Linked DNA regions of Mus musculus: region 1 is linked to region 2. The links are chromatin contacts, found by POLR2A ChIA-PET in ENCODE. All regions are on one chromosome and are shown on one strand. Each heading gives the region's core, a stretch centred on a gene start or an enhancer-like site at or near the end of the contact. The rest is flanking DNA. Distances are from core to core; before and after follow the strand shown. Region 1 holds the start of Dync1i2 (dynein cytoplasmic 1 intermediate chain 2). Region 2 holds the start of Slc25a12 (solute carrier family 25 (mitochondrial carrier, Aralar), member 12).

Evidence for each region. ChIA-PET counts read pairs that join two places held with the same protein, here RNA polymerase II (POLR2A).
Region 1: POLR2A ChIA-PET joins it to region 2 with 12 read pairs in Patski. The contact joins the promoter of Dync1i2 here to the promoter of Slc25a12 in region 2. POLR2A ChIA-PET finds 5 or more read pairs at or near these places in 2 of 5 experiments (Patski and embryonic stem cell).

Annotation. Positions count from the first base shown.
Region 1 is chr2:71,208,887-71,214,316 of GRCm38, forward strand. It overlaps Dync1i2 (dynein cytoplasmic 1 intermediate chain 2), which reads left to right and starts at 3,060. Exons shown (of 16, transcript NM_010064.4): 1 at 3,060-3,188.
Region 2 is chr2:71,365,992-71,371,038 of GRCm38, forward strand. Slc25a12 (solute carrier family 25 (mitochondrial carrier, Aralar), member 12) reads right to left here and starts at 1,764. Exons shown (of 18, transcript NM_172436.4): 1 at 1,522-1,764; 2 at 536-589. The coding sequence starts at 1,533.

The DNA.
Region 1 (5,430 bases), core at 1,810-4,309, 160 kb before region 2:
TTCACAACATACAGAAGTCATGAAACCATATGTCCATGGCAGATCAGATGGGAAGAGCTGGGGCTGGGGAACCACATGACAGTTTCAGGTGACTACAGTTATGTGAGGTGCAGCCCAACGTCACCGGACTTTCTGTTTATTCTCGATGAGCTGCAGCATCAGCAGCCACTCACAGGGCTCTGTTAGACACAGTGGGGACTCCAAGGGAGCCTGAAGATTGCAGACAGCAGAGACCATACCATAGGGCAATGCACACAGCCTGGCTCATCAATGGATTTGATGTGAGAACTTTGCCCATTTATGAAGACACTCCCCAAATTCCTGCTGAGTGAGTTTCCAGCAGCTTTGGGGCATTTTCTCCTGGCAATCGGTCCAGGTTTTGTTGCTGTCTTACATGTTGTATTTCTGTCTTCTAAATACATTTACAAGTCTTCAGGCCCCAGCTGAGCAATCACAAGGCAAACACTCCAACACTAATTGACAAGATCTGGCTTGGTCATTCTTTTCTCTCTCTCTCTCTCTCTCTCTCTCTCTCTCTCTCTCTCTCTCTCTCTCTCTCCTTCCTTTCCTTTTGCTTTTTAAAGGGAAATGGCTGAGAAGACTTTTCTTTTCCCCTCTGTACGGAATAAGAAACAGGAAGTGGTATTCTTGCCCAGGCTATCTTAGTCATCGGACTGGGGCAATTGTCCCTCTTCTCTGAAGCTGTCCCTGACACCAGTATATAATTCCTAACATCAGAAAATGAGCCCATGGTGTCATTGTCAAGCTTTGACAACAAACATGGCCGGACATCAGAACTCTAGATTGGCCTTCACGGTCTGTGAGTGACTGATCTCAGTCTAGGCTTGGATATATATGACTTTGCTCTTCCTGTGGCTTCAATCCTCAGTTTTAATTTTAGCCCACAGCCATTCTGAATTATTTGTTGATTCTCTACTATGCTCTACGCTCTCATCTTTGTACTTTAACCCTATTTTCCTCCTCCTCTTCCTCCTCTCCCTCTGTCTCCCTCTCCCTCTCTCCCTCCCTCCCCCCTCCTCCTCCTCCTCCTCCTCCTCCTCCTTCTTCTTCTTCTTCTACTCCTTCTCCTTCTCCTTCTCCTTCTCCTTCTCCTTCTCCTTCTCCTTCTCCTTCTCTTTCTCCTTCTCCTTCTCCTTCTCCTTTTTCTTCTTCTTCTTCTTCTTCTTCTTCTTCTTCTTCTTCTTCTTCTTCTTCTTCTTCTTCTTCTTCTTCTTTTTCAGTACCATGGTACTTTTCTGAATCTTGTTTTCATGATTAATTTTTTCTTTCTTTTTCCCTGGCTGTCCTGGAACTCACTCTGTAGACCAGGCTGGCCTCAAACTCAGAAATCTGCCTGCCTCTGCCTCCCAAGTGCTGCGATCAAAGGTGTGTGCTACCACTGCCCAGCCATGATTGATTTCTAATCAACTTTCCAAAATCAAAGACTCGTACCTGGAAGCATCTCTTAATGAAAGTATTTTTTTTCTTACCTACCTATTTCTATGACTTAGTTACACAATCTCATCTTAACAGTTGATGGAACTGAGAACCCAGTGTTTCTCCGTTGAGAAGAGGAAAGTTTGTTTCAGCTCTGAGAGTGTGCAGCTCCATTCCTGGTACATGATGAATGGCTACTCATAACAATTTTCAAGTGACTAAACAAAAACTATTTGGAAAGAAGGAAACAAAGTCTGCATAACTAAACGCTCTTTGAAATTTTAAAGCTTCAAATTTGAGATCAATATTAAACTTAAACAATGTTCTTCCTGTCAGTTTTCTAGAAGATAAGAAAGTAATGCTTTGGTATTACCTTTAATATTTAGCAAATAACGCTTTAATACTTGGCAAATAATGCTTCAGATTATTCAAATAAATTCTTCAAGCCACATGCATCAGCCCATGCACTTCTGGTAAATTCTTATTTCAATTATTTTCTTTATATTAAAAATCTAACCAGATCCAATAGTATAAAATGCTTTCTTACCAAACACACTTTTTGGAGGAAACTATTCTGTTATAAAATACTAGAAATTATTTTTATGCTAATTATTTTTTTGTTTTGTTTTGTTTTGTTTTGTTTTTAGAGACAGGGTTTCTCTGTATAGCCCTGGTTGTCCTGGAACTCACTTTGTAGACCAGGCTGGCCTTGAACTAAGAAATCCGCCTGCCTCTGCCACTGTCTCCGGAGTGCTGGGATTAAAGGCGTGCGCCACCATGCCCTGCTTAAATTAATATATTTTTATTTAAAGATTTATTTATTTTATTTATACAAGAACACTGTAGCTATCTTCAGACACACCAGAAGAGGGCATCAGATCTCATTACAGATGGTTGTGAGTCACCAATGTGGTCGCTGGGAATTGAACTCAGGACCTCTGGAAGAGCAGCCAGTGCTCTTAACAGTTGAGCCATCTCTCCAGCCCCAATATATGTTTATTTTTGATCTTGTGTCACATGCTACAAGAATCCTCAATAATCCATGGCCCCTGCAAATCAATCTACGAGCACATGCCTATAAATAAACTTCTTAAAATGCCCTTTTCTCAGGTTCATTATGGAAAAACAGGACTTAAGATTTTGTTAATGTTGGGCCACAGACCTTAAGCAGCACATGCTGCATTGTAATCATTGTTCCACGGAAGAAAACACCTTCAATACAAACTCTGGAATGTTCTCATTAGCATTTTAAGGGCAGAAAGATGGCCTTGGTGCTGGGGACAGGAAAGCTAAGACTGACTACATATCCCAGCATTCCTTGCCTCTAGTGGGACCACAACTCCCACAGAGCTTCGCTCGCCCAGGCAGGGCGCCTGGTTGCCGGGACTTGAAGTTCTCTGGAGGTATTGAGGGCTCCGCCCCAGGATGTGAGGTGTGGTTGTCCAGCTTTTGCCAAAGCGGAAACGCTTCGGGCCCCGGGCCGGTGTATCTGTTTCAACCGGGAGATTCTGTTTTACAAAAGGTAAGTCACGGAGAGGCCGCCCCTCTGCGCTGGGCGGCAAAGACTCTGATTCTGTGTGAGACCGCGTCTCGGCGCAGCCATTTGTCCCTCGGCTCTCGCCGTAGCGGCCGCCGCCCATCCCTCTTTGTGTGCTTGGGACGCCGCGGATCTGCGGCGGCGACAGTTGGAGAGGGACGTTCCCGGGAAGTTACCGGCCAGAGAAAGCGATCTCCACTCCGCCACCTGACAGGTCGGTCGGCCGCGCTTCCTTCAAGTCCCTTTTGCCTCTGATGGCCGCTTTGGAGCTCGTAGGGCCGCCCGGCCGATATTCTGACAGCGCCGGCCCGGGTGACTCAAAGCGGCCTGGGGAGGCCACCAGGGCCCTTGGCAACCCTTCGGGACCCTCCGCAGGCGGCCTGGACCCTCGGGATTTGTCCTGCACCCGTCTGGTGGACCTCGGACACACCCCAGCCCGGACCGCACCCTCTTGGCCTTAAGCCTAGGGAGAAAGTAATTCCTTAAGCTTTGCTTGGTTTTTATTAATAAAGATCACTACTACTTGGGTCAGTAGCAATGACCAGGCACCTAGCGTGTGTGTTGGAGGTCTCTGAACACTGTGATTGTAAACATCATTCTAGACACTTTCCTTTTTCCGGAGTTTTAAGAAAATGAACCTGTCAGTCACGGAGCAGAGGCCCTGACCTGTCTGATAATGAGGGAGCTAACTGATCGCCCGTGCTTCAGCGGGACAAAATAGTTAGAGTTGAAGGAAGAAGTATTTCTTCAAACTAGATTCCAGGCAGTATTGGTATATTGTTGACAATTGGTCCTAAACAGAAAATAATATGTATTATTTATCATACATAATACAAAAAAAAATCATACAGAGTGATGTGTATGGAAACTTTCTTCAACAGCCCTTACAGTATGAAGCTTTTTAGAGACCTGAAAAGAGTGGGTGAAGAAACACGAGCTTTGCTTTGCGAGTTTGTTCAAATGACTTGGTTGGGAGTATATATAAGAGTGTATATTCTAGCTGCATATGTATCAAAAGATGGCCTAGTCGGCCATCACTGGAAAGAGAGGCCCATTGGATACGCAAACATTGTATGCCCCAGTACAGGGGAACGCCAGGGCCAAAAAGGGGGAGTGGGTGGGTAGGGGAGTGGGGGTGGGTGGGTATGGGGGACTTTTGGTATAGCATTGGAAATGTAAATGAGCTAAATACCTAATAAAAAATGGAAAAAAAAGTGTATATTAAAGGGATTTCCTGTTACTTGCTCACTAGTTTTTGCCCACTGTCCTGTCTTTCTGAAGTACGCTACCAAGAATTCTCCCTTTTTCATTTACATAGAAGAATGTTTTTCATTTTCATAGATGAATTTTTCCTCCTTACCAAATTTGCCCTTAATCCAACTTTATTGTGATCCTAAGAGATTCCTAGACTTTTCAAGAGGTTATTAACCCAGTTTCCTTAATCAAAAGCATTTAATCCTGCAGTTGTATGGAGAGAGACACTGACAAAGGTTGAACCAGTAATGTAGAGAAGGTAACAAGGTCCTGGCTCCTACCTTACATTGAGTCCCTAGGTTACCTTTCCAGTTCAGAAAGCTCCTCGTTCCTCCCTCCCTCCTGCATAACAGTCAGTATGAGGACACGCTTGTGTTCGTAATCCCATCTACTTTGCAGATGGATCGTTTAGCAGCTGTGAGCTCAGTGTTAAGGTTGCTATGCTGTGAAGGTAACAAAAACCATAAAAACACAGCCCCCAACTCATCCAGATGACTATCTACCATGGAACATTTCAGGCCCATATAGATAATCATAAGAATGCCACAAGAAGGTGTTAGGTGGAAATATACTGTTTGATTGATTGTCATGGAACATCTATAGAATTTAAAAGAATTTTTAGGAACTTCCTGTTTAGCTATTCAGTGTTTTATTAAGTTTCTGGGAACAAAACACAGACATCTCTGGTAATAGTTTTGGTTTCATAGCTGAAGACATAAGCATTCTTTAAAAGCCTGTCTTGCCCTGTATGGCCCAGGCTGCCTGGAACTCAGAATCTTTGTGCCTCCCTCCTAGAGAGCCCAGATTACAGGTGTGAACTATCATACTCGTCTAGAACTTAAAACCAACAGTGTCGTTTGTTTTAAGCATTAGTTATGACTTTTATTATCTAGTACTCAAATACAGAGACATCAGAAAACATGGAATCTGGGTGTGCTGGCTAACTCTGGCACACCAGAGTCTGAGATAGGAGAATCGCCATGAGGACATCCTGGGCTACATTATGATTTCAAGGCCAACCTGGCTACAGTGACACATTGTTAAATTTGGGCTTAGGAACATGAAAACATCTATGTACTAGCTGTTGTGCTCAAGTTCTAGGAAATATTTCTTCATACATTTGTGTATAATTTTTCTTACATTTTAACAGTATGCATATATGGTTTTTGCTATTTTAAAAGTAGAACTTGTGTGTTCTCTAT
Region 2 (5,047 bases), core at 514-3,013:
CTCCTTACAAAAGAATCTAAAGCAAACATGTTGTACCAACCCCTACCCCCATCCCCATCTATGGTTGCAATAAGTGGGAGGAGAAAGCGCAACTACAATAGTCATAAATTATCTGTGCAACAAATGTCATAGACATTTATGAGAAGGAAAATTTTATAAGTCATCCTAAGTCATGCAAACAAAAAGAGCAACTCCAGGAAAACCTCATATCAATCCCCAATAGAAAGAAAAATTTTCCAATCCGTTCTTACTAAGAGTACAAACGGCCGGGTATAGAGCCAATCGCAGCCCTCAGGAGGCAGAGGCAGGTAGATCCTCCGAGTTCCAGGACAGCCTGGTCTACAAAGCAAGTTCCAGGACAGCCAGAGCTACACAAGGAAAATCTGTCTCAAAAAAAAACCAAAACAAACCAAGTACAAAGGACATCCTCCACTCATGTTTGTGAGAAGAGCATTTCTCAAAGTTAGAGAGCTTAAAGAGGAATAACGATCATGTTCTTCCCATTCTTTCCCTGATGTAAAATTCTTTCACTTACCTGGAGGAATATGTTTCTCAGCTCATGAGGATCACCTCGTTTGGTTGTATGCACCTGAGGGGGGGGGGGGAATGACTGGTTAATGCTTAGCTAGAAACCACATAATCTCTTTAGATTATAGTTTACATCTGCTAACAACTCATTTATCTTTCATAAGGTCATTTAGTCTAAAAACAAACCCAAAGCTTAATTGCTGATAACACCTGTCAAACCGGAGATCTACGGCTAAGGGGTGGGAGAAAAGGGTGTGAATAGTGCAAGATAGAGCAAATTACAGACGGCACTTCCTGTGAACTGGAAAGGGAAACCAATGTAATCGTTTACTTTATTCCACAACTACTAGCAATACAGTAGCAACCACCAAGCTACAAATCCTGAGAGCCTCAAGAGAGGAGCAACAGGAGATGTAAAACAGCCAAATTAATAGCCGGGCCTAGCAGCCTTTCTTGTGGAAAGCAGAAACAGTACATCGTCATCTTGGCGACCCTTTCTCCATCTGACCTAAACCTTGAGAGCTGCCACAATACGGATACTTTCGACATCTGACAACCTGCCAGGCAAATGTCAACCAGTGCCCTGGGCTGTATTGTGGCCCCAAATGACAACACCCACCCCCTCCCCCACCGCGGATGCCCTGGGTATCCCCGGTTCTCCTGCCCGCTGACTCTCAGTCCCTCTCTGATGCTCTCCAACTCTGTGCTCGCAATCCCATGTACCTAGGACAAAACACTACTCTTTTCCTCCTCCCGACCATGGTCCTCAGGAGCCCCTCCAACTCACGATCCCTCCTCCTTCCCCTCCCCCAGCCGGGCATCCTCTTCGCTCCGGTCCAAGCCCAGCACAGCTCTCCACCCGCAATCTAGAGCCCCGGGACGCACTGGCTAAGAACCAGGCAAAGAAAGCAACGGAAAGAGGCGGGGGGCTGCACTCGGGGCCCTTGGAACGTCTCTTATGCAATAAAAGCAGCAGCAGAGAGTTGGAGTCACCTTGACCGCCATGCTGTGCTCGGAAGCCGGGAACGAGCGAGTGAGCGAGCTGGGCCGAGCTGTCAGGGCGCGCGCGCGCCACGGCCCGGGGCCGCGCCCGCGCTCCCTCCTGTCGCAGCGCCGCGCCCGTCTATATGCAAATGAGCTAGAGCGCGTCGGTGGTGCGCACCGAGTGGCCTTGGTTGATCCATCAGCGGGCCGGCGGGGCAGTCGCACCTCTTGCGGGGGACACCAGAGCTCCGGTCGCCGGATTCCAACGCGCAGTGTGAGCAGAGGCTCCTCTGGGCCAGCCCCAAGTCCCAAGGCCTGGCAGTGGGTGTGGCTTTGGGCACCGGCTTCAGCCAAAGTCGGTTCCCTCTTGGGGCTTAAAGGAACACTTGGGGCCTGTATTGAGCAAGGTTGGAAGCATATGAGAGCTTGTCCCATTAATAATGAGTTTATGACAACCAGTGACAAATATTGATAAGGAAAATGATTAGTTAGGTTTTTTAAAGGGAAAACCTAAGTAAACATAACTTCAGAAATATGCTCCTGAATTAACATTCCTTGGGATATCCCTAATGGTTTATTAATAGATTCGCTTCACTCTCTTAACCACCCAAATTCTTTGTACAATGTATATAGAAAACAACTTTATTTATCTTGGAGCTGGTACTTGCTATGCTGACTTTCTCTTCTACAGGAAACAATTCCTCTGTGAATTCCCAGCCCTGCCTTAAGCTAAATTAATGTCTCTAAAACTGAGGCTTGCCATTAAGATATGTGAGGGCCAGGCAAGTAGCTTAAGTTGCTGGAGTGCCTAACTAACATGCTGGAAGTCCCGGGTTCTATGCCCAGTAGCACATAAACTCTATCTTGGCGAAGTAGTATCCGACTGTAATCCCCAGGCTTGAGAAATGGAGGCAGGATAATCGGAATGTCATCCTCGGCTGCATAAGAGTTAGAGGCCAGCCTGGATGCATAAGACGCGTCTTCAAAGAAAAGAAAAACGAAAGGAATAGAGGAGAAGTAAGAAAGGGGAAGGGAGGGAGGCGGGGGGGGGGGGGTGTGTGGAGGGGGAAGAGGGGTGCGGATCCGAGGTGATAGCTCAGTCTGAGGCTCCTCAGAACTCATTAAAGGTAGAAAGATAATCAACACCTATTTTCCACATTTCATCTAAGCACTAAGGTGAATAAAATTAAAAATTGTTAAAAAAAAAAAAAGAAGGGGAGAAAAGATCCTATTAGTTCTCATATTGATATTCACCCAAATATTTACTAAAATCCTCCATGTGCTAGACATGGTCCTATTTGTAAAGTGTGGATATAAATACACATATATGCATATGAAGTATGTGTATAAGTAGTTATTTATTGCAAAGACCTTCTTTGCCACCATTATCATAGACCATTTTAAGTTATAAAACTAAATAGCAATCCTACATATTGTAGATATCATACCCTTGGCTCAATCATACTTAAATGTTGCAATATTTGATTATCCCTGGGTTATTACAAGAAAATTTGTAACAAGCTGATGATGTCTCCTGTAGTAGTATATTGCCTTTATTCCCACCCACCAGTTATAGGCTTCGTGTGCTCACTTTTCAATATCTTTGAGACCAGGCAAGGGGATAAGTCTTTTTAAAAGAAACATGGTTGACTTGTTTAAAACTGATCATTAGTGCACTCGACATGGGTTTTGTGAGAGGGAAGGAAGTGATGAGATTTCTTGTCATTATAGTATTAAAATTAAATCTACTTAATTCATAAAATCATATACATGCCATGAATACTTGTGTCTATCAATAAATATGTGCTATTTGAAAATATCAGAGCCCAGTAAAAGCCAGACATTTAGCGATTGTGTTTACCCAGGACCTCAACCATATTTGGTTTTTTTTTTTTTTTTTTTTTTTTGGTTATTGTTTAGTTGGTTGCCTTTTGTTTATTTGTTTTGAGACAGGGTTTCTCTGTGTAGCCCTGGCTGTCCTGGAACTTGCTCTGTGGGCCAGGGTACCCTCAAACTCACAGAGACCCACCTTGCCTCTCTATCCAGAGTGTTGGGATTAAGGGGAGCATAACTACATCCAACTACTATTTTCTTTCTTTCTTTCTTTTTAAGATTTTATTTATTTATTTTATGTATATGAGTAAAGTAGCTGTCTCCACACATACCAGATAAGGGGATTGGATCCCATTACAGATGGTTGTGAGCCATAATGTTGTTGCTAATTGAACTCAGGACCTCTGGAAGAGCAGTCAGTGCTCTTAGCCACTGAGCCATCTCTCCAGCCCTTATTTTCTTTCTTAAGTGAGACATGCTCCTTTAAATTAAAAAAGGGGGGGGGGGGGCGTAAATAGTGATGGAAAACCAGGTTCCCATATGTGAGTGACTGCTGGGCCTTTATCTTTTGCCATGCACAAAAACTTCCCTCAAAATGTATTTTTAAAGGGGAAACATAAGATCTACAGCCATAAAACTCCCAGAAGGAAACGCATGGAACGGGGAGCTCTCTGACACTGCCTCAGGTAGTAACAATCACACCAAAGCCAAAGCTCGGGTCACAAGTGAGACTGCATCAAACTAAAGTGCTTCTGTGCAGCAAAGTGAAGAACAAAATGAAGAGGGCAGCCTACAGGTTGGGAAAAATATTTTTAAATTATTAACATCCGAGAGTCATATTGAGAAAACTTATACAACACAGTAGTAAATATCCTCTAATCAGTGAATGAAAGATTTGAAGAGACAATTGCTCTAAAAATGATATAAAAAAATGGTCAAGGCGTCGGGTGGTGGTGGCACACGCCTTTAATCCCAGCACTCGGGAGGCAGAGGCAGGCAGATTTCTGAGTTCGAGGCCAGCCTGGTCTACAAAGTGAGTTCCAGGACAGCCAGGGATACACAGAGAAACCCTGTCTCAAAAGAAACAAAACAAAACAAAACAAAAATGGCCAATAGGTATCCAAAAAAGAAGCTCAAGATTGTTTATCACCAGAGAAAGAGCAAATACTGTGACCTGTCACTCCCAACCCCCCCGCCCCAAGACTGTTATCAAGAAAAGAAAAAAAATGCTACCAAGTACCAGCAAGGGTATAGAGGTGAGGACATTCTTATCTAGTAGAATCATTTAGAAACCAGTACAAAGATTCCTAGAGATGTTAAATTTTATATATGCAACTAAAAATGTATATACATAACTAAAAATGTATATGTATAATCTAGATCCCACTTCTGGTCCTATTCCCAAAATATACAAATAATCACATTGTAACTGTACCCACTCTTCTATTTGACAGGTCATAGCAGTTCTGTGGAAGGCATCAACTGTGTCTTATGTCCTGTCTAGTACCCCTCCTAAACTGCATGTAGCAGCCCTGTAGGGAGTGTGTGTGCACCACATCCATCCAGAAACCTATAGAGATCAGAAGAGGGCAAGAGATTCCCTAGAACTGGAGTTACAGGCAGTCGTGAGCAGCAACGTGGTTGTGAGAAACCAACCTGGGTCCTCAGCTAGAGAAACGAATCCTCTTAACTGCAGAGCTAT